Linked DNA regions of Homo sapiens: region 1 is linked to region 2. A link is a loop called in an ENCODE intact Hi-C map of the cell type or tissue named here. Cell type or tissue: tibial artery. All regions are shown on one strand. Each heading gives the region's core, and the rest is flanking DNA. Links, peaks and the distances in the headings are about the cores only. Region 1 has its middle 71 kb from the start of LRRC8B. Region 2 overlaps GBP3 (guanylate binding protein 3).

Region 1 (13,549 bases), core at 3,278-8,277, 450 kb before region 2:
GTTTATTAATTCTCTCTCTTTTTCTCTTTTTGTCTTCCTCCTCCCTCCCTCTCTCTGTCTCCCTCTGTACCTCTGTGTTTCTCTCTGTCAGTTCTGTAAGGATCAGTTCAACTCTCTTAAAATACCCCTGCTGTCCTCATGTGGACATCTGCTGAGAAGCATGATGTCTTCGAAATTGATGGCCAAGTGGTTAAAGAGGAATTGGTGGAATTATCACCTGGCTCCCACCAGTGGGCTCCTGGTGAGTTGCCTCCATCTCTGGCTGCTGCCAGGACTTTGACCTACAGTCACAGCTTTACCAGGTCTTTGGTTTAATTTGATAGACTCAGCTCATTTCCTGGTGCTGGTAGCATATGAGTAGTTCTTCCTTATTTTCTTGTCTCAGTACCAAGGTCTGTAGTCAAAGGAGAAAGTAAAAGCAATTTCTTCATTAAAGTGCATGAAGCTTCTCCATGTAGAGAGTTGATAGCTCTCTTTGGAATGGAAAGAGCTGCCACCTGTTGGATTGTTTCTAGATGGGATCAGGATGGTCCTTGTCTGGTGTCCAGATTGACCTTCATCCTGGGCACCAGAGAGTCTCGGTGGGCTCTTTCTGCTGTTGCTTTATTTTTCCTCTAGGACTGGGCAGAATTCATTTTTTGAAGTTAGAAAAATAACACGTGTTTATTTGTACAACCTTTAAGAAAAGCAGATAGTGAAAGAAAGAAAATAAAAGTGACCCATGAATTTCAACATACTGTCATACTGTTAATAGTTTGCATTGTCATCCTATATGTGTATATACTTCTTAGAATCATTGTATCCCATTGCAGATTAGAAGTGGTTTTATACCACTCTACACAAAACAGCATATTGCAAGAATTTTTCTATGCTATGATGTATAATTGACATCATGTTTTTAATGCTGTTCAGCATTTCTCATATTGACATTGGTGCTTTTGCACTTGGATTTCCTTTTCTGAGGATAGGAGGATTTGAAAGGTCTTCCTTTGGTTGGTTTCTTGTTGTCATGCAATCCTCAGCCCAAATACCACCACCTTAGCATGGCCTTCCTTTGTCCTCAATTTAAAGAGTCTCTGCCACTTGTCATTTCCCATACCATAAGTCACTCATCCTTTGAAATGATCTTGTTCATTTATTTGTTTGCTTGTGTTGGCTCTGCCCTGTGTAGAATATGGGCTTCCTGAGAGCTGAAACCTTCTCTATCTTTATTACGACACATCCTCAGGGATTAGAATAGTATGTGATGCAGATAATTTCCTCAGTAGATATTTGTAGACTGACAGACTGAATCCACTCAGTTGCTGCACCAATGTACCAAATGCATTCAAGCAATTTCTTATTGCCAAGATCTCAATTGTACTGTTTTTTTTCTGATTATTTTATCTGATTATTAGTGATATTGAGCACCTTTTCAATATATTTTCAAAATATTTTATTTCTGGGTTCTCTATTATGTTTCACTGGGCTCTCTATTCTGTTTCATTGGTTTGTTTTCCAGAGACAAGGTTTTCCTCTGTCACCTAGGCTGGAGTGCAGTGCAGCAATCATAGCTCACTGCAGCCTCGAATTCCTGGACTCAAGCGATCCTCCCACCTCAGCCTCTCAAAGTGCTGGTATTACAGGAATGAGCCACCATGCCAGGCCCATTTATAATACTTTAACATTACAAGAATGTCTTTGTGCAGTAGGACAGATCTTTTTTTCCTCTCAACATTTTAAATTGAAACATTTTAAACATCCAGATAAGTAGAAAGAATACAGCAATGAACACCCACATAACTTTGATCAAAATTAAAAGTTGGTTAATATTTTGGCACACTTTCTCTCTGTACACTTTCTTTAATGAACCATTTAAAAGTAATTTGAAGACTTTGTAATACTTCATAATTAAATATGGTATTAAAAAGAATTTGAACTTAGTTTGTCTTGCAGGCTGTGATTTAGTACAGTTCATCTATTTTGTGAACCATAGTACTCTTTTGTAAGTAATGGCTTTTATTTTAAGTATCAATTTCCCCATTTTGACCAGCTGCAAACAGGAATATTTATTTATTTTTAAAACAACTTCATTGAGGTGAAATTGATATATAACAACTGCACATATTTATTATATACAATTTGATAGGTTTCAATGTATGCATATACTTATAAAATCATCACCACAATCAATGCAATAGATATATCCACCCCTCCAGAAGTTTCCTTGTACCTCTTTGTTTATTTTGTAGCAACATATAACATGAGATCTAGCCTCTTAACAAATTTTTAAGTGTATGATACTGAAACTTTATACCCATTGAATAACCACTCCCAATTTTCCCTTCCGTCAACTCTTGGCAACCACCATTCTATTCTCTGCTTTTATGAGTTTCACGATTTTAGATTCCACATATAAGTGAGGCCATGCAGTATTTGTCGTCTGTAACTGGCTTTATTTGTTTAGCATAATGTCTTCAGGTTTATCCCTATTGTTTCAGATGACAGAACATTCTTTTTAAAAGCTAAATAATATTCACACACATTTTTATCCATTTTTGGATATTTGTGTTATTTCCATATCTTGACTATTGTGAATGATTATTGTGAATAATGAACTTGGGAGTGCAGCTATCTCTCCAGGGTCCTGGTTTTTCTTCTTCTGAATGTATACCTAGAGGTGATATTGCTGGATCGTGTGGTAGTAATATTTTTAATTTTTTGAGGAACCTTCATAGTGTTTTGCATAGTAGCCACACCCTTGTACATTCTAATCAACAGTGTACAAGGGTTCCAATTTCTACAATCATTATCAACACCATTATTTTTTAAAGTTTCTTTTTTTTTTTTTGATGGGGTCTTACTCTGTCACCCAGGCTGGAGTGCAGTGGCATGATCTGGGCTCACCACAGCCTTGATCTCCCCAGACTCAGGTGATCCTCCAACCTCATCCTCCTGAGCAGGTGGGACTATAGGTGCAAACCACCACACCCAGTTAATTTTTGTATTTTTAGTAGAGATAGGGTTTTGCCATGTTATGCAGGCTGGTCTTGAACTCCTGGGCTCAAGAGATCTGTCCACCTCGGCCTCTCCAGGAGCTAGGATTACAGGCATGAGCCACTGTGCCTGGCCTTTTTTTTTTAAATAGTAGCCATCCTAACAGGTGTGCAGTGATGTGTCACTGTGGTTTTGATTTGCATTTCTCTGATTATTAGTGATATTGAGTGCCTTTTCAATATATTTTCCAAATATTTTATTTCTGGGTTCTCTATTCTGTTTTATTGGGCTCTCTATTCTGTTTCATTGGTCTATATGTCTGTCTTTATGCCAGTTCCATACTGTCTTAATTACTGTAAATTTGTATTACATTTTCAAATCAGGAAGTGTGATGCCTCCAGCTTTGTTCTTCGTTCTCAGGTCACTTTGACTATTCTGGGTGTTTTGTGCTAAGCTCTTGGCTTGACTTCATGGACCATCCAAGATATGCAACCCCATAATTAACACATTTTCTAGTTTCCCTATTTAAAGCTTTAGACATCTTGGGGCTTTGCTGATCCTGGAGAGACTGATCCTCCCAGGGCTAGGCAGTTTTTAGAGATACTAAGGGATTCTCCTGCAAGTGTGCCTTTCATATGCAAACTAACCAACCTGAAGCCCACACGCCACCACTTTCTCTGTTGGCTCTCACACTCTGGGTCACTACCCATCTGCCCTACTCACCCAAAGGCCAAATACCAGAAAGTAAGAACAATTCCTCTGCTTCAGAGCCCACTGAAATTATTCCAGCTAGCCAATCCTAAACCTGCTTGCCCTGCTAGTTCTAGTTCACAGTTGCTCTGAATAGCATCCTTGACTGTAACTGGAACCACCTGGAGGTGGAGCGAGGCTTTAAAACACTCACACTCAGCCTCAACTCTAGACTTACTAAATCAGTCTCTGGTGATGGGTCAGAGCTCGAGTGTAAGGATTTTTAAGGAGAACCCCAGTTGATGATTAAGTGCAGCAAGTATTAAGAATTACTTATTTAGTCTTTTGACTTCTAAAGGAGGCCTCCTACTAGACTCTTTACTTTAGACAAGCTCTGGTCTTTGACCTCTGTCTGCTTACTTCATAAATGCCTTCAAAACTGAAGGTTGCCACCATGGCACATGTATACCTATGTAACAAACCTGCACATTCTGCACATGTATCTCAGAACTTAAAGTATAATAAAAATAAATAAAATAAAAAGCAAAACAAACAAAAATCCCTGAAAGTTCATTCCCTTTGTTGGCAAATGCTATTAGGAAAAAAACAGCTTCAATAACTCCACTTAACTCTTTGGTCTCCCACCTTCCCTTGGAATTTGGTCTTTAAGATCATTCATGACAAATTAGTCCATTTTTAATACTGCTTTTAAAAATATTAAACATTTTTAAATCCAAAATTTTACCTTTTTTTCAGCACAAATCTTTGTCTGCATAGATTATTCAGATTAGTCTACCACACTCCCCAAATCCTCAGCCTAAGTTATTGCCAAAACTCGTATCTGCTCATTCTGCCACTTGCTTCTATTCTCAAATCCATTTAGCAGTGCGGCCATAGCAGACAGTTCCAGCAGCTGCTATGTCCTCTGTTGAGAGTCTTTCTCCTTTACTTACTCAGGTTTTTGTTCAGGCTATGTAAGGCTGCCTCTTTTGCCCAAGCACAGCTTATAAATTCAGAGGAGCTAAAGTCCCTGAGGGGAACTCTCAACCAATGGAAACTGGGTTGTTAAATAAATACTCCACATTGTCCCTCAAAGAGACAATTATGAAATGCACTCTATATAATTCTTCAGAATATCCACTTTGGGATTGATCTCCAGTTGCTCACAATAGTAACCAACTCATTAATTCGCCTTTTTAGCTTTGTCCGTGTGTTACTCTCCCTTTCCCTGGCTTCCTGTCACCATTTCCCAAATAAACTATACACATCCAAGTCTTTCCTTGTTGGAGAGAGAAACCAAATAAAAACACATTATCCCCATGGGAACCTAAGACCTTACCATTTCTTTCATCATTTCAATTAACCTTTAAAAAACCTCCATCATAGTCATGTTTACATTAGAAAATGCATACAGTGTTATCAATGTATGAATTTGATTTATTTATGTAGCTGGATTTCAACTTTATTATAACAAATTTTATTGTGAATTTTATATTTCAAATATATGTTTATTATTTATTTTATAATTAATATATTACCAAAATTCATTTTATAATAAATATTTATATTAATACCATTATAACACATTTAATCAATATTTAATAAATAATACATATATAAAGTTTATATTTACAATAAATATTAATATAGTAAACTTTATATATAAAATTTATTTCAAATATTTGAAAAATAAATTTGATTTCACCATAATTTATAATTTATTATGAATTTCTATAAACTCTATATTGCCATCAATAAATTTCCATAAATTCTATACTGATATCTATATATTCTATATTGATATCACTTTCCACAGGAAAATTCATTCGTATATTACCAAATAAATTACCAAACATAGCCACATGATGGCAGTGCCTGCAAGCGCTTATCTCTTCAGTGTAGGCATGATACATCCATGATAACACTGCTGTTCCTTAATCTGTGTTTGAGGTGAACAGGCCGTATCTAGCAAATGCAAGCAGAAATATCTCTGCAAAATCTGTATTTATAACTTCATTGTCCACCCCGCTAGGACTAGCCGGAGTCATCATGACATACATCCAAATGTTAGGCTTTCTTGCTCACTCACAGGGGCCTGCAGACCTGGGCAGGTGTCCCCCTAGCCAGACCAGGTTCTTCCTCTTTACTACTGATTTTGTTCCATCACCACGTATTACTCTGTGGCTTATGTAGGAGCTGTGGGCAGCACTATGCTGTTGGGAGTTAGACAATTAATTGAGCAGACATGTCAATTCATTGCTCAGGAATCCAGGCAGAAATTCACTTGACTGATAGTCAGATAGACAGAGTAAACACATTTTTTGTTGGTATCTCTGCTCCGATGAGAATTTTTATATGTTGTTTGATCCAAATCACCTTAGAAGTAGACACTTAGACTGAGAGCCTGGAACTGATCCACTAACTTGTAAGATACCTGGGCTGGTAATAATCCCTTGCATATTGTTCCATTAACTTTACCTAATCCAGGGGTCAGCAAACAAGAGATGGGCCAAATTTATCCCACTGCCTACTTTTGTAAATAAAGTTTTATTGGAACACAGCCACACTCATTTGTTACATATTGTCTATGGTTGCTCTGGAAGAATAGATTTGACAGAGACTTATGGTATGCAAATCCTAAAATATTACTATTTGGCTTTTAAATTTTTTCAGAGATGGAGTTGCCTACATCTGGAGTGTAGTGGATGGCCTCAAGCGATCTTCCTGCCTCAGCCTCTAGAGTAGCTATTACTCCTGGTGCATGATAACATGCTTGGCTTATTTAGCCTTTCATGAAAAAAGTGCAAGAGTTTGAGCAAAATGTTAAGGATGAGCCTCTCTAGATATGCAATTAAGGATTAGTCATTTTTATCTTTACTTGTCTTTATTTTTTAATTATTTTGTTGTAAAATGATTACCTGCTGAACTAGACATATATATGAGTATATACATTCATATTTATATATTGGTATGTTATATATAATTAGCTCTTAACAAGAGAGTTCACTTGTCCCTTGAAGCTTTGAAGCCAGGCATTGACTTCTCTTCTCTACTTATGAAAGATCATATTTTATGTGTATATATATATATATATGTATATATATATCCATAAAACACACACATACACACACAGAGTTTGGACTATATAGTTATTTTTAAGTAATAAGGATCAGCCAGATAGGGACTAATTTTATTTCTAATAGAAGCGTATACAGCTCTTACTCTGAAGCTTTCCAAAGTGTGACTACTAGAAAGATAGAAAAAAAAAACGCTCTCTTCAGGTTATGATTGCCTAGAAGCTCCTTGACAGCGACGGTCTTGCTTTCTGCATTTTTGGGCCTGCTGCAGGGCCTGATAGAGGTAGCCATGCAGGCGCCCACCATGGCTCTTTCCAGGCCAATCACTGCTGCCCTGAGATGATGTTTGGGGAGCAGCACATCCAGGGGGACGCAGCATTCCTGGCTGTCACCGCTCATCTGTCATTGGTTTAAGTGGAGAAGCTGAGCTTCCCCAGAACTAAAGCCAGCCACAGACTCCTGCAGGCCAGGCAGCAGGCACCCTGCCCTTCCTGCCCATTCCTCAGTTGCCACTCTTAATCAGAAACCAAGTCTTGAGTTAGGGACTAAGTTGCATTTAAAAGAAAGTGAACATACCTGCTCTACAGCACCGCAGGTGCAAGAACAGTTTTCAGTTGCCTCACTCACCCCTTGGTCTCTTTCCTCACTCTACTTTTCTTTGTTCCCCATTAAAGGAAGAAAAAATAAAAAAGCTGAGGGAGCTAGTTATTTCCACAAATGAGATGGTGCAACAAAACTAAACTTGAATGTAAAATTAATCCATGCTATTGTTGAAGAGTTTGCTAAGACATGCCTGAATCATCTGATGTGAGTTTGAGGATGCGTGTTGGGTGCAGGGGTGAGAGGAGGTCAGAAAAAGCCATAGATACTGCACAGTCACACCTTAGCAAGCACAGTCCTGTCAGATTGCTTTTGTCTTCTGTATCTTGGAAGGCTTCACGGGCTTTCTTCTTGATACCTCTCCCAGTTGGCTTTAGTTTTTTTAGTTTAGTTTTTTTTTTTTTTTTGGCACAGAAGATAAAATCCACAGTAGAAACATAAAGCTCTAGAAACCAAGAATATTTTTAAGCATTTTCTTCTAGTTAGAATTCCTGGGTTATTTTTTTAGTGTACAGCTTTTGACATTTTAAATATGTTTCCCCCGTCTCCATGACTCCTACCTCCCACCACAGGCATACCTAAAGGTATTGCAGGTTTGTGCCAGACCACTTCAATTAAGTGAATATTGCAATAAAGTGAGTACACAAAACTTTGGTTTCCCAGTGCAACATGGAACTTACGTTCACACTATACTGTAGTCTACTAAGTGTGCAATAGCATTATGTCTAAAAACAAAATTACATACCTTAATTAAAAAATACTTTATTGCTGAAAAATGTTAATAATCGTCTGAGCCATCAGCAAATTGTAATCTTTTTGCTGGTGGAGAGTCTTGCCTCAATGTCAATGGCTGCTGACTGGGGTGGTGGTCACTGAAGGTCAGGGTGGCTGTGGCAAATTGTTAAAATAAAATGACAGTGAAGTTTGATGCATTGACTTACTCTTCCATTACAAAATATTTATCTGTATCATGAGATGCTATTTGGTATTATTTTACCCAGTTTTTAAAAAAATGGTAGTCAGTCCTCTCAAACCCTGCCACTACTTTATCAACTAAGTTGATGTAATATTCTAAACCCTGGGTTGTTGTTGCCACATGTTCATACCATCTTCACCGGGAGTAGATTTCATCTCAAGAAACCACTTTCTCTGCTCATCCATAAGAAGCAACTCCTCATCCATTCAAGTTTTCTAATGAGATGCAGCAATTCAGTCACTTCTTCGGGCTGTAGTTACAATTCTAGTTCTCTTGCTATTTCCGCCACATCTCCAGTTACTTCCTCCACTTGTGTCTTGAATCCCTCAAAGTCATCTATGGAGGTTGGAATCAACTTCTTCCAAGCTGCAGTTAACATTGATATTTTGACCTCCTCCCATGAATCAGAAATGTTCTTAAAGGCACCTGGATGGATAAGTTTTTTTAAAGGGTTTTCAATTTACTTTGCCCAGATTTATCAGGGGAATTACTACTATCTATGTCAGCTATAACTTCACAAAATGTATTTGTTAAGTAATGAAAATTGAGAGTTGAAATTATTTCTTGATCCATGGGCTACAGAATGCATGTTGTGTTAATAGACATGAAAACAACATTAATTTCCCTGTACATCTCCATTAGAGCTCTCAGTTGACCAGGTACATGGTCAATGAGCAGTAATATTTTGAAAGATATGTATTTTTTCTGAATTGTATGTCTTAACAGTGAGCTTCAAATATTCATAAACCATGCTGTACACAGATGTGCTGTCATACAGGCTTTGTTGCTCCATTTATAGACCATAGGCTGAGTACCTTTGGTATAATTTTTAGGAGGGGTCTTAGGATTTTCAAAATAGTAAACAAATGTTGGATTCAATTTAAAGTTACCAACTACATTAGCCCCTAACAAGAGAGTCAGCTTGTCCTTTGAAGCTTTGAAGCCAGGCATTGACTTCTCTCAACCTATGAAAGTCCTAGATGGCATCTTTTCCAATACAAGGCTGTTTCTTCTACTTTGAAAATCTGTTGTGTAGTGCAGCCACCGTCATCAATTATCTTAGTTAGATCTTCTGGATAACTTGCTGCAGCTTCTACATCAGCACTTGCTGCTTCATCTTGCACTTTTCTGTTATACGTACAACTTCTTTTCTTAAACGTCATGAACCAATCTCTGCTAACTTCCAAGTTTTCTTCTGCAGCTTCCTCACCACTCTCAGCCTTCACAGAATTGAAAAAAGCTATAGCCTTGTTCTGGATTAGGGTTGGGCTTCAGGGAAACTTGTGGCTGCTTTGATCTATCACTAAACTTTCCACTGTTACTAAAGCTGTCTCCACTGAAATGTTAGTGATAAAAGACCACAAAAACTTTCTTGCTATTAGTCATTAGGATGTCTCACGTTCTCATCATTCATATGTTCACTGGAGTAGCACTTCTAATTTCCTTCAAGAACTTTTCTTTTTCATTCACAAGTTAGTAACAGCCACAAGAGGCCTATCTCGGCTTTACATGCCTTCCTCACTAAACTTAATCATATCTAGCTTTTGATTTAAAGTAGGGGATTTGCAACTTTTTCTTTCACTTGAGCACTTGGAGGTCATTATAGACTTATTAACTATCCTAATTTCAATATTGTTGTGTCCTAGAAACTATGGTTGCCTAAGGAGAGGGAGAATAGCAGGGGAATAACTGGTGAGTAGAGCAGTGGGAACACACACATTTTTAAAGTTTCTGTTTGTGGTACACCAAAACAATTCCAATAGTAACGCCAGTGATCACTGGTTGCAGATCACCACAGCAGGTATAATAATAATGAAAACGTTTGAAATATTGTGATAATTACCAAAGTGTGACACAGAGACTTGAAGTGGACACATGCTGTTGGAAAGATGAAACTGATAGATTTGCTGTACACAGAGTTGCCACAAACCTTCAATCCGTAAATACACAAAGTCTGTAAAGTACAATAAAGTGAAGTGCAATAAAATGAGGTCTACTTGTACGTATGTATGTATTCATATATATATATGAATACATACTATACATATATATACACACTATATATATACTATATATATATACACACTATATATATACACACAACATATATATATACAACATATATATATATATATACACAACATATATATATACACACACACACACACACACAAATCTGTGGCACAATGGGTGTTTAGAGTTTAGAGTTTATTTGAGGAAGAAAACATGAATTGGAAAGCACCAAACCCAAGGAAGTTCAGCATTAGGATGACAAAGCATCAGAGGCAAGTATTTATAAGGCAACTGTGGAAGCAAAATAAAGAAATTACTTTAGCAGTTACAAGATTGCCTTTTTTAGTTTACCTTGTTGGAAAGTCTCTAGTCATGTAATCATACTTTATTTCACTGCTTATGACTGAGTCGGGGCAGAAAAACTTCTACCTCCATCCTTTTAGAGTCCTTGGTGGGAGAAAAATTGACATAAGTAAGATTAAGAGGAAAGACACATAGGATGTTTTACATGGCATGAGAGCCATGTAAAGAAATGAAGACCCAAAGAAGTGTTTAGAATTAGTTACTTGTATAGTGGATTAAACAAAGAACAATTGGCAGTGAAGAAGTAGCTAAATTATTTGGAGAGGCTTAAAAGATAAAACTATTTTAACAAGGTCTGTACAGAATTCTCTTGGTTTCAACTTCGCATCCTGAATACAAGGATATTGCCTTTCCTTCTAGTATAGAGAGTGTGTCTTTTACATGGGAGTTTCATATTCTGCTTTTAAGAAACAGCATTATGATCAAACCCTGCTTTTTTTCTAGTGTCTTTAGCTTAAACATTCAATATGGCAGAATAGCATATTTCAACTCTTTCAGTTGGCTGAGCTTAAGCTTTTTTTTCTAACATAAGCATTTGCCAGAAATTACCCAAGTTAACTTTTCACTTATGTTTGCAGTTTAAGTAAGGTTAAGGCTATTTTTAAGGCCCAGTTAATTTGTTTGCTCAGGGATTTTTCATGCTCAGTGTCCATTTTATTTTATTTTTTAAATTTATTTTTTAATTTTTGTAGGCATAGAACAGGTATGTATATTTATGGGGAACACGAGATACTTTGATACAAGCATGCAATGTGTAATAGTCACCTCTTGAAAAACTGGGTATCCATCTTCTCAAGCATTTATCATTTTTTTGTTTCAAACAATCCAATTACATTATTTTAGTTATTTTAAAATGTACAATTAATTATTGACTATAGTGCCTGTGCCTGTGGTGTATTACTCAAGAAATCTTTGCTCAGCCCAATGTCCTTCATAGTTTCCCCAGTGTTTTCTCTTAGTAGTTTTATAGTTTGAGGTTTTGAATTTAAATCTTAATCCATTTTGATCTGATTTTTATATAGAACAAGAGTAGGGGTCTAATTTCATTCTTCTGCATATGGATATCCAGTTTTTCCAAGACCATTTATTAAAGGGACTGTCCTTTCCCCAATGTATATTCTTGACACCTTTGCTGAAAATGGGTTCACTGGAGATGTATACACTTATTGCTAGGTTCTCTATTCTCTTCCATTGGTCTCTGTGTATGTTTTTATGCCAGTACCATGCTGTTTTGGTTATATAGCTCTGTAGTATAATTTGCAGTCAGGTAATGTGGTTCCTCCAGTTTTGTTCTTTTCACTCAGGATAGCTTGGTTTCTTTTGGATCTTTTGTTGTTTCATATAAATTTTAGGATTGTTTTTTCTATTTCTGTGAAGAATGTCCTTGATATTTTGATAGAGAGTCTATTGAATCTGTAAGTTTCTTTAGGGAGTATGGACAGTTGATTCTTCAAATCTGTGAACATGCAATATCTTTCTATTTTTTGAGTCCTCTTCAGTTTCTTGCATCAACGCTTTATGGTTTGTGTTGTAGAGATCTTTTACTTCTTTGATTAAGTTTATCCCTAGGTATATTATTTTATTTGTAGCTATTGTAAATGAAATTACTTTCTTAATTTCAGGTTTTTTGCTATTGGCACATACAAATGCTACAGATTTTTGTATGTTAATTTTGTGTTCTGCAAACTTATTAAATTTGTTTATTAGTTCTAAGAAAGTTTTTGTGGAGTCTTTAGGTTTTTCCAAATATAAGAGCATATCAATTGCAAACAAAAATAACTTGACTTCTTCCTTTTCAATTCAAATGCTCTTTTTTTCTTTGCTTATCTGAATGCTCTAGCTAGGACTTCCAGTACTATGTTGAATAACAGTGGTAAAAGTGGATATGCTTTTCCAGTTCCAGGTATTGGAGGATAGGCTTTCAGTTTTTCCTGTTCAGTATGATACTAACTGTAAGTCTGTCATATGTGGATTTTATTGTGTTATGTTCCATCTATACTCAGTTTTTTAAGATTTTTTTTATTGTGAAGGGAAGTTGAATTTCATCAAATGCTTTTTCAGCATCAATTGAAATGATTATTTGCTTTTTTCTTCATGTAATATATATGATGTTTCACATTGATTGATTTGCATATGTTGAAACATCCTTGCATCTCTGGGATAAATCCCACTTAGTCATGATAAATTATTTTTTTTGATATATTGTTGAATTTGGTTTACTAGTGTTTTGTTGAAGATTTTAGCATCAATTCATCAGGGTATTTAGAAAGTGACAGAGCAAGATGGCTGAATAAAACTCTCCACTGATTGTCCTCACTGCAGAAACAACCACATTTTAACAACTACACACAAAACCATCATCATAAGAACCAAATATCAGGTAAGCAATCACAATATCTGGTTTTAGCTTCATACCACTAAAAGAGGCACTGAAGAGGGTAGGAAAGACAGTCTTCAATCATCAGTCATCAATGCCTTACCTCCCCGATTCTGGAGAGAGAATCTGTGTATTTGGAAGAGGGCAAGCACAATGACTAAGGGACTTGGCATTGAACTCAGTGCTGCCTTGTCATAGTGGAAAGCAAAATCATGTTGAACTCAGCTGGTGGCTGCCCCATGGAGGGAGTATTTGGATAAACCCTATCCAGAGGGAAATTGCCCATCCCAGCAGTTGGAACTTTAGTTTCTTGGCAAGCCTCACCACTGTGGGCTAAAGGGCTCTGGGGTCCTAGGAAAACTTGAAAGGCAGTCTAGGACACAAGGGCTACAATTCCTAGGCAAGTCTTAGTGCTAGGCTGGGCTTAGAGCAGGTGGACTAGAGTGGCATGTGATCCAAGGAGATACCAGCCAGGCG
Region 2 (11,792 bases), core at 1-5,000:
TGCCAAGGTGAAAGTACCCAACTTCAAAATGAGATACAAAAGCTACAGAAGACCCTGAAAAAAAAAACCAAGAGATATATGTCGCATAAGCTAAAGATCTAAACAACAGAGCTTTTCTGTCATCCTAACCCAAGGCATAACTGAAACAATTTTAGAATTTGGAACAAGTGTCACTATATTTGATAATAATTAGATCTTGCATCATAACACTAAAAGTTTACAAGAACATGCAGTTCAATGATCAAAATCATGTTTTTTCCTTAAAAAGATTGTAAATTGTGCAACAAAGATGCATTTACCTCTGTACCAACAGAGGAGGGATCATGAGTTGCCACCACTCAGAAGTTTATTCTTCCAGACGACCAGTGGATACTGAGGAAAGTCTTAGGTAAAAATCTTGGGACATATTTGGGCACTGGTTTGGCCAAGTGTACAATGGGTCCCAATATCAGAAACAACCATCCTAGCTTCCTAGGGAAGACAGTGTACAGTTCTCCATTATATCAAGGCTACAAGGTCTATGAGCAATAATGTGATTTCTGGACATTGCCCATGGATAATTCTCACTGATGGATCTCAAGCTAAAGCAAACCATCTTATACAGAGATCTAGAATCTTATATTTTCCATAGGAAGGTAAAGAAATCATTAGCAAGAGTAGGAATTGAATCATAAACAAATTGGCTAATGAAGAAATCTTTTCTTTCTTGTTCAATTCATCTAGATTATAACCTTAATGTGACACCTGAGACCTTTAGACAGTTGACCCTGAATTAAATAGTCACATGGTAACAATTATGCACTGTGTAATTTTAGTAATGTATAACATGCAATGATGCACTTTAACTGAAGATAGAGACTATGTTAGAAAATTGAACTAATTTAATTATTTGATTGTTTTAATCCTAAAGCATAAGTTAGTCTTTTCCTGATTCTTAAAGGTCATACTTGAAATCCTGCCAATTTTCCCCAAAGGGAATATGGAATTTTTTTGACTTTCTTTTGAGCAATAAAATAATTGTCTTGCCATTACTTAGTATATGTAGACTTCATCCCAATTGTCAAACATCCTAGGTAAGTGGTTGACATTTCTTACAGCAATTACAGATTATTTTTGAACTAGAAATAAACTAAACTAGAAATAAAATAAGTTTCACTAGTTTTTTTATTTCCATTTTTTTTTTTTTAGTTTTTCACCAAATAATAAGGTTTGAGTCTTTATAGCAGTGGTTGGCTAACTTTTCTGTAAAATACCAGATAGTGATTATTTATGGCTTTGCAGGTCAACTGTCTCAACTACTAAACTCTGCATACAGTACAAATGCAGCCATAGACAATACATAAGTAAATGGGTGGGGCTATGTGCCAATAACACTTAATTTTCAAAACCAGGTGGCACACACAAGCTATAGTTTGCAGACCTTTGTTTATAGAAACATTGGTCAAAGTTTCATTTTATATCTGCCTTATTTTACTTACATTTATAAGAATCATAAGGATTAGATTGTATATGTTAGAATCTTGAAATAATTATGTAGTGTTTCAAAATATTACACGATGAATCCCAAGAGGACCCACAGACCCTCTGAAGGAGGCAGACTGCTCCTGCAGGACCCAGGAAACACTCCAAATATTCTGACTGCCCCAACTGCAGAAGTGGGAAAGGGAGACCCTCCTCTCTGGAACACACACCCCCACTGGAGAAGCTGAAGGTTTGTGTGCAGGAGGAGTTTCCGACTTTACCTGAAGCTGAGTCAAGTTAGAGAGCCGAGCAAAATACAGGGGTAGAGGAAGCAGTTGGAAGGCCCTGGGAGCTCACTGTGTCCCCAGGCAGGCCATTCCTGCCTGGCACCACAGGGATCTATCGGGAGGTCAGCCAGAGGAGCAACAGGTAAAACTCCACAGAAAGAAGAAATTCTCCAACCAAACTTTGTAACAATTTGAATGGGGCGAGAAGCCTCCTGCCAGAACTCGGGGAGGGCACAAATCCAGCATGCAAACTTCACAGGCTGGTGAAGAACTAAAGTCCTTTTCTTTTTGGCTGAGCAGAAAGCCTCAGCCAAATTTTAAGCCCGCCCCTCTTGCCCTCTGCCTGGAAACAGACTCAGAGCTGTTGGCAGGGAGAAGGGCACAGTGGGAGTGAGACCGGCCTTCCAGTTTGCATCGGAGCTGGGTGAGGCCTGTGACTGCCAGCTTCTCCCACTCCCCTGACAACCTGCATGACTCAGGAGAGGCAGCCATAATCCTCCTAGGTACACAACTCCAGTGACCTGGGAATCTCACCCCCATCCCCCACAGCAGCCATAGCAAGATCCAGCCATGGAGAGTCTGAGCTCAGACACTCCTAGCCCCGCCCTGACCTGATGGTCCTTCTCCATCCACCCTGGTAGCTGAAGACAAAGGTCATTTAATCTTGGGAGTTCTAGGACCCTGCCCACCACCAGTCCCTCTCCCACTGATACTTTCTGGAAAGTGCCACCTCCTTTCAGGAGGCCAACCAGCACAAAAATAGAGCATTAAACCACCAAAACCAAGGACCCTCATGAAGTCCATTTCACCCTCCACCACCTCCACTGGAACAGGCACTGGTATTGTAGGAGGACAAGCCACCAACAAAACCCCTCAGACACTGAGTTAAAGAAGGAAGGGCTTTATTCAGCCAGGAGCTTTGGTAAGACTCACGTCTCCAACAACCGAGCTCCCTGAGTGAGCAATTCCTGTCCCTTTTAAGGGCTCACAACTCTAAGGGGGTCCACGTGAGAGGGTCGTGATTGATTGAGCAAGCAGGGGGTACATGACTGCGGGCTACATGCACTGGTAATTAGAACGGAACGGAACAGAACAGGACAGGGATTTTCACAGTGCTTTTCTATACAATGTCTGTAATCTGTAGATAGCATAACCAATTAGGTCAGGGGTCAATCTTTAATTACCAGGCCCAGGGTGTGGCGCTGAACTGTCTGCTTGTGGATTTCATTTCTGCCTTTTAATTTTTACTTCTTCTTTCTTTGGAGGCAGAAATTGGGCATAAGACAATATGAGGGGTGTTTTCTTCCCTTAGTATCCATGGCTCAGAGACCCATAGATGGTCCACATCACAGGACTCTGTACAGAAAACCCCCAATACCAGCCCAGAGCTGGGCAGACACACTGGCTGGCTAGACTCAGAAGAGAGACGACAATCACTGCAGTTTGGCTCACAGGAAGCCATACCCATAGGAAAAGGGGGAGAGTACTACATCAGGGGAACACCCCATGGGACAAAAGAATCTGAACAACAGCCTTCAGCCTTAGACCTTCTCTCTGACAGAGCCTACCCAAATGAGAAGGAACCAGAAAACCAACTCTGGTTATATGACAAAACAAGGCCCTTCAACACCCCCCAAAAATCATCCTGGTTCACCAGCAATGGATCCAAACCAAGAAGAAATCCCGATTTATCTGAAAAAGAATTCAGGAGGTTAGTTACTAAGCTAATCAGGGAAGGACCAGAGAAAGGTGAAGCCCAATGCAAGGAAATCCAAAAAAATGATACAAGAAGTGAAGGGATAAATATTCAATGAAATAGACAGCTTAAAGGAAAACAATCCACAATTCAGGAAACTTTGGACACGCTTTTAGAAATGCAAAATGCTTTGGAAAGTCTCAGCAACAGAATTGAACAAGTACAAGAAAGAAATTCAGAGCTCAAAGACAAGGTCTTTGAATTAACCCAATCCAACAAAGACAAAGAAAAAAGAATACGAAAATATGAACAAATCCTCCAAGAAGTCTGGGATCATGTTAAATGACCAAACCTAAGAATAATGGGTGTTCCTGGGGAAGAAGAGAATTCTAAAAGCTTGGAAAACATATTTGGGGGAATAATTGAGGAAAACTTCCCCAACCTAGCTAGAGACCTACACATGCAAATATAAGAAGCACAAAGAATACCTGGGAAATTCATCACAAAAAGATCTTCACCTAGGCACATTGTCATCAGGTTATCCAAAGTTAAGATGAAGGAAAAAAATCTTAAGAGCTGTGAGACAGAAGCACCAGGTAACCTATAAAGGAAAACATATCAGACTAACCTAGCAGATTTCTCAGCAGAAACCGTACAAGCCAGAAGGCAATGCGGCCCTATCTTTAGCCTCTTCAAACAAAACAATTATCAGCCAAGAATTCTGTTTCCAGCAAAACTAAGCATCAAACGTAAAGGAAAGAAACAGTCATTTTCAGACAAAATTGCTGAGAGAATTCACCATTACCAAGCCACCACTATAAGAACTGCTAAAAGGAGGTCTAAATCTTGAAACGAAGCCTGGAAACACACCAAAACAGAACCTCTTTAAAGCATAAATCATACAGGACCTACAAAACAAAAATACAAGGTAAAAAGCAAAAGCAAAAAACAAAAACAAAAAAATAACAAAGTACACAGGCAACAAAGAGTACGATGAACGCAAGGATTACCTCACATTTCAATACTAACATTGAATGTAAATCACCTAAATGCTCCACTTAAAAGATACAGAACTGCAGAACAGATAAGAACTCACCAATCAACTATCCACTGTCTTCAGGAGACTCACCGAACACATAAGGACTCACATAAAGTTAAAGTAAATGGGTGGAAAAAGCCATTTCATGCAAATGGACACCAAAAGCGACCAGAGGTAACTATTCTTATATCAGACAAAACAAACTTTAAAGCAACAGTGGTTAAAAGAGACAAAGAGGGACATTATATAATGATAAAAGGCTTGTCCAACAGGAAAATATCACAATCCTAAACATATATGCACCTAACACTGGAGCTCCCAAATTTATAAAATAATTACTAATAGACCTAAGAAATGAGATAGACTGCAATACAATAATGCTGGAGGACTTCAATACTCCACTGACAACACTAGACAGGTCATTAAGACAGAAAATCAACAAATAAACAATGGATTAACTATACTTTGGAACAAATGGACTTAACAGATACATACAGAAAATTTCTTCCAACAACCTCACAATACACATTCTATTCAACCGTGCATGGAACTTTCTCCAAAATGGACCACATGATAGGCCATAAAATGAGCCTCAATAAATTTAAGAAAATTAAAATTATATCAAACACACTATCGGACCACAGTGGAATAAAACTGGAAATCAACTCCAAAGGGAATCTTCAAAACCATGCAAATACATGGAAATTAAATAACCTGCTCCTGAATGAGCATTGGGTCAAAAACAAAATCAAGATGGAAATTAAAAAATTCTTCAAACTGAATGACAATAATGACACAACCTATCAAAACCTCTGGGATACAGCAAAGGCAGTGCTAAGAAGAAAGTTCATAGCCCTAAACACCTACATCAAAAAGTCTGAAAGTGCACAAACAGACAATCTAAGTTCACACCTCAAAGAACTAGAGAAACAAGAACAAACCAAACCCAAACCCAAACCCACCAGAAGAAAGGAAATAACCAAGATCAGAGAAATAAATGAAATTGAAAAAAACTACAAAAGATAAATGAAACAAAAAGCTGGTTCTTTGAAAAGAAAAATAACATTGATAGACCATTAGCAAGATTAACTAAGAAAAGAAGAGAGAAAATCCAAATAACTTCACTAACAAACAAAACAGGAGGTATTAAACCTGACACCACTGAAATACAAAAGATCATTCAAGGCTACTATAAACTCAGCAAAATTAAGTTACTTCCTCCTTAGTTTGGTAGCATCAATGTCCTGACCCAAATCCATATCATCTGACTTCTGATTTAGTGCTTTTCTTTAATATCTCCAGGAATCAAATAAAGCTCACTGTCCAAGGAGGCATGTTGCTTTCACCAGTGCTCCTCAATCCTGATATGCATTAAAATCACCTTATTAAGTATAAAGATTCCCTGGCCCCTACCCTTCCTCTGACTTTCTGACATAGTAGGTCTGAGAGTGTCATTGAGTGCAACAATGACAAGAAAATGGCAATGCAATGCTATGATTTTCTTGCATTGTTCCTGGATCTACAACCAGGAGTACTGGCCATTGGGAGCCTGAATAAGTTGGCTCTGGAATCCTTTTGGAATGACCCTGTAGCCTTCTCACTATCTGTATGACAAGGTGCTTCAGGTTTCCCTTATTCATTTCCTGTTTGCTGAAGCTACCATAGCTTAAGGCCTAAAATTGCTGGCCTGTATGGTATGTGTCTCTGTGCCAAAAATATTTTCAGTTTACAGAAGTATTTCTTCTCTTGTTTAAGTAATAAGTTGCTAGTTTTCCTTCTCTGAGTTTAGTGAAAGGAAATACAAGCTCCTCTGATCCACAGGGAAGGAGCACATCAAACACTGAGATCCTGACAAAAAAAAAGAAAAAAAAAGGCAGAAATCCCTCAGTGAAACCTGTCCAATCAGTCTTACAAATGACCAGGCTCAAGAATCAACAAAGCCAAATAAAGTGTTTCTACCAAAAAAATTTTAAAAAACATCAAGATTTAAGAAATACTTTTAATCTTTGATGCATTAAATAGTAAAACTAAAAATCAACATTTCAACATTCTGACAACTCTATGTGTATAACTTCTGCAACTCAAATGGACTAATTTCTGAAAAAAGCACAAACAAGCAACTAAAACTCACCCAAGTTAAAATAGATAACCTGAACTGTCATATAATTTCTAAAGAAACTGAAATGGAGTAAAAAAGTTAAGAATCTGAAAAACAAATCTCCACATCCAGATAGTTCCTCTTGACTGGCAAACCTTACTAAGCATTTTTTAAATAATTCCAATTCTTAATAATTTCTTTCAGAAAATATAAAAGGGAACATTTCCCAATTCATTCTATGAGCACAGCATCATCCTGATAACAAAATTAAACAAATACAGTACAAAAGTAAACTACAGACCATTATCCCTCATAAACATAGATGCAAAAATCCTCTACAAACTATTAACAAATCAAATCCAGCAATATAGAAAAATAATGCACACCAATCAAGTGGGATTCATCCTGTGGATGTAAAGCAGTTCAAAAATCAACTAGTGTAATTCACCACACTAAAAGTCTAAAGAAGGAAAAAAAATCACATGGTTATATAAATAGATAAAGAAAAAGCTTGATAAAATATGACAGTCATTCATATGAAAACTCAGCAAATAGGAGTGGAAATGAACTTCTTCAAACCGATCAAGGGCATCTGCAAAAACTCTACAGCTAACATCATACTTGATGAAACACTGAATCTTTTGCCCCTCAGATCTAGGAACAACACAAGAATGTTCACTCTCACCACTCCCATTCAACATTACATCGGAATTGTTAGTACAATGGAAGTGTTAGTGCAATTTGGGAAGAAAAGGATATAAAAGGCATATAGATCAGAAAGCATCAAATAAAACTGTCCTTATTTGCAGGCAACATTATTGCCTATGTAGAAAATCCCAGGTAATCTACAATAAAACTCTTAGAACTAATAAATGAATTTAATACAGTCAAAAGATACAAGGTCAGCACACAAAAATCAACCTTCAACAGTTTCTATATATAAGCAAAGAAAAACTGGAAACCAAAATTTTAAAAATGATACTATTTACAATAGCTACAAAAAAAGGAAACAAATAGATATAAATCTAACAAAGCATGAACAGGATCTGTATATTAAAACTACTCTAAGACCAAGAGACTGTCAGGATGGATCACAATTCCTGTATCTCCTTAGATTCCATCACCCTGTAGTTCTTATAATGCTCCTTCTACTCACAATAGAAAAGAAGGCTCAAGACCTTCTTTCTAGAGTTAGCCTTAACAAAGACTAACTTTAATGTTCTCCCATGTTTTATTATATAGATTTCCCCCCCAGTCTAACTCTAAAACAGTCCTTTTAGGAAGTTAGGTAAGACTACATAGAAAACAGCAATTGCTTAGGCTAGAGGAATTTATTCATTCAAGATAGTTGTTATCTACAAGATTCTCCGCCAAGGACTAGGAAACATGGTTGTGTTTCTCTCTTAAAGAGCTTAAAGTCTATGCTGAATACATATATTAAACAAATGAAAGAAAATTAAATACCCAGGAAATTGAGGGGAGAGCACATCTATGATTTAGGAAGGAGTTAATCTAATCCCCCTATAACAAGATAGTTCACACAGCTCTTTAGTATGTCTTAGCCCTATTTCACCTTATCAGTTAATTAGAGAAAAGAAAGAAAGAGAGAAAGAAAAGAAGGAAAGGAAGGAAGGAAGGAAGGAACGAAGGAAGGAAGGGAGGGAAGGAGGGAGGGAGGGAGGAAAGAAAGAGAGAAATCCAGTAGGGCATGGTAGTGTGTGCCTATAGTCCCAGGTACTCGAGAAGCTAAGGAGGGAGGATTGCATAAGGCCAGGAAGTCGAGACCAGCCTGGGCAACAGAGCAAGACCTGCCTCTTAAGAAAAACAAAAACAAAACAAAAAACAAAACAAAAAAAATCCTTGGAAATCTCTAAGGAAGCTGAGCATGGTGGCATACGCATGTAATCTCAGCACTTTGGAAGGCTGAGGCAGGAGGACTGCTTGAGCCCAGGAGTTCGAGGCTGCCATGAGCTATGATCCCACCACTGCACTCCAGCCTAGGCAACACAGCAATGAGACCCTGTCTCTAAAAAATAAAAAACAAATTTAAACAAATCAAAATTGGGAGAAGGGAGACGGGAAAAGAAAGAACCTATTACTTTGACCCAAACACAACTTCAAAATAATAATAATAATAATAATAATAATAGATATGAGCCCTGGCTATGTTGCCCAGGCTGATCTTGAACTCCTGGGCTCAAGCGATCCTCCCACTTCGGCTTCCCAAAGTGCTGGGATTACAGTTATGAGCCACTGCACCTGGCCCCAAACACAACTTTAATAGAGCAACATGCAGTCAGCATCCCTACCCAGTTGAATGAACTGGGTAAGTGAAAGAAATTAAGAAAGCAATGAGCACCATCTAGTGGCCAGAATTTTTATTTTTCCTCACAATATTTAATCACTACCTTACATTACTGATGAGTTTGTTCAAACTTACTGCCTGTCTCCCCTCCCTACTAGAAAATAAGGTCCAGTGGGCAGGGTCTTTGTCTTTTTTGTTCCTCACAGCATCAGTAGAGTCTAGAAAGGTTGCCAGGCACATATACATATAATAAATAATTTTTTTAAATGAATGAACATCTTATATACACTTTATTATCCCAACTCCATTCCTAACACTTCTCCCTGAAAGTTTACAATTATTAAACATCATATTGATTATTTCACGAGTTTGATAATTATTTATATTCTTGTGCTATTTATAATAGAATCTTCTCCCTCTACTCCCCACAAAGGATTTCATCAGTATCCCTTCTTTAAAGACCTAGAAAAGCTGGTGTTGATTAATATTCCTAACATTGCTCTAGGGATCTAACTGGCATGAAGCATCTAGCACTATCTTTGGGCCAGCATTGTGAACACTGCTGCAATAAACATGGGGGTGAAGCCATCCCTTTGATATACTAATTTCCTTTCTTGTGGGTATTTACCCACTAGTGGGATTCCTGGATGATATGGTAGCTCTGTTTTTAGTTTTTGTTGTTTTGTGTTTTTTTTTTTTTTTTTTTTTTCAGGAACCTCCAAGCTATTCTCCATAGTAGTTGTACTAATTTACATTCCTACCAACAGTGTACGAGGTTTCCCTTTTCTCCACACCCTTGCCAGCATTTGTTATTGCCTGTCTTTTGAATGTAAGCCATTTTAACTGGGGTGAGATGATATCTCATTGTAGTTTTTATGTGTAATTTGCATATTTTGAACCAACCTTGCATCCCAGAAATAAAGCCTATTGGTTATGGTGGATTAGCTTTTTGGTGTTGCTGGATTTGATTTGTTAGTATTTTGCTAAGGACTTTTGTGTCTGTAGTCATCAGGGATGTTGGCCTTTAGTTTTCTCTTTTTTTTTTTTTTGAGACGGAGTCCTGCTCTGTCGCCCAGGCTGGAGTGCAGTGCCTGGATCTCGGCTGACTGAAAGCTCCGCCTTCCGGGTTCAGGCCATTCTCCTACCTCAGCCTCCGAGTAGCTGGGACTACAGGCGCCCGCCACCACGCCCGACTAATTTTTTTGTATTTTTAGTGGACACGGGGTTTCACCGTGTTAGCCAGGATGGTCTCGATCTCCTGACTTCGTGATCCGCCCGCCTCGGCCTCCCAGAGTGCTGGGATTACAGGCGTGGGTCACTGCGCCCGGCTGAAGTTTTGTTTTTTTGCTGTGTCTCTGCCAGGTTTCGATATCAGACTGATGCTGACCCTCAGGGGTTAGTAAGGAGTCCCTCCTCCTTGATTTTTCTGGAATAATTTCAGTAGGATTATTGACAGCTCTTCTTTATACATCTGGTAGAATTCGGCTGTAAATCCATCTGGTCCACAGGTTTTTCTTGTTGGTAGGTTTTTTAGTACTGATTCAACTTGGATCCCATTATTGGTGTGTTCAGGATTTCAATTTCTTCCTAGTTCATTCTTGAGAGGTTATATGTTTCTGGGAATTTACCCATTTCTTCCAGGTTTTCTAGTTTGTGTGCACAGAGGAGTTCATAATAGTGTCTGGGTATTTTTTTTTTCTGTAAGGTCAATGGTAATGTCATATTTGTCATTTCTGATTGTGTTTATTTGGATCTTCTTTTTCCTTATTAATCTAATAGTCTTTAAATCTTATTCTTCCAAAGAAACAACTTTTGGTTTCATTGATCTTTTGTATGGATTTTGCATCTCGATTTCATTCAGTCTGCTCAATTTTGGTCATTTCTTTTCTTTTGCTAGTTCTGGAGTTGATTTGCTCGTTTTTCTAGTTCCTGTAGGTGTGATGTTAGGTTGTTCATTTGAGATCTTTCTAACTTCTTGATGTAGGCGTTTAGCACTATAAACTTTCTTCTTACCCCTGCTTTAACTGTGTTCCAGAGATTCTGATATGTTGTATCTTTGTTTTCATTAGTTTGAAAGACTTTTTTGATTTCTGCCTTAATTTCATTGTTTACCCAAACATCACCCAGGAGCAGGCTGTTTAATTTCCATGTAATTTATAGTTTTAAGAGATCTTCTGGGTATTGATTTCTATTTTTATTGTGCTGTAGTACTAGAGTGTGGCTGGTATTATTCCAGTTTTTTGCAATTTGTTGAGAATTGCGTTATGGTTGAGCATGTGGTCAACCTTAGAGTATGTGCCATGTGCAGATGAGAGGAATGTATATTCTGCGCCAAACTGATTTGTAAAGTCAAAATTCATTTTCCCTTTTTAAAAATTGTTCAAAGACTGTAAAGACTATCTGACTGATTCAAATCACAAATTCTAACAGTTAAGTTGCTATCAATACAGCCAAACGTGTATGTGAATAGACAGACAACAGATAAATGAGACACACATTTACCCTGATCAGCCTTTCCATGGGTTAAGTGTACAATTTCTATTATGGTTTTTGAAATAGTTGAACTAATGTTTGTATAGCTATTATTATCTGGCTAGGAAACATTAGTTTAATATTCTAATACACACACATAAATATTGCATTTAAAATACTTACGTGAGACTGAAAACTGAACATAATTCTCTAGAGCAGGATTATAAGGTGGAAAAGTCTTTAGGAACTTACAACCCCACACTTAGTTGTCTTGTTTCCTAGAGCAGTCCTTCTTAGTACTACTGTAGGGTTATAAGATAAAGGAAAATGTAGTCCTGCCTCCTTGACTCTTAGTACCTAGAAGTCACAGATACCTCTTCAGCAGCATTTTCAGATAATGAGGCATTGCTACTATCTTCCAACTTGTTTTCCTC

The links. A loop is a pair of places that touch in the nucleus more often than their neighbours do. Peaks named below come from ENCODE experiments on the same cell type or tissue, not always from the same donor. Only the 100,000 strongest peaks of a DNase experiment are listed, where the experiment ranks them.
Region 1: it touches region 2 in a loop (4-fold over the local background); 87 of 110 quality-filtered maps call a loop at or near these places.

The regions. Positions count from the first base shown.
Region 1 is chr1:89,447,341-89,460,889 of GRCh38, reverse strand. No RefSeq gene overlaps it. Among named protein-coding and RNA genes, the nearest start is that of LRRC8B, 71 kb to the left of the region's middle. In tibial artery, for the core only: a CTCF peak has its summit at 5,549 (motif pointing right); no DNase peak of the experiment used is centred there.
Region 2 is chr1:88,996,034-89,007,825 of GRCh38, reverse strand. GBP3 (guanylate binding protein 3) reads left to right here. Exons shown (of 11, transcript NM_018284.3): 11 at 1-1,146. The coding sequence ends at 102. Among named protein-coding and RNA genes, the nearest start is that of RBMXL1, 9.3 kb to the right of the region's middle. In tibial artery, for the core only: no CTCF peak of the experiment used is centred there; no DNase peak of the experiment used is centred there; H3K27ac peaks cover 1,334 bases.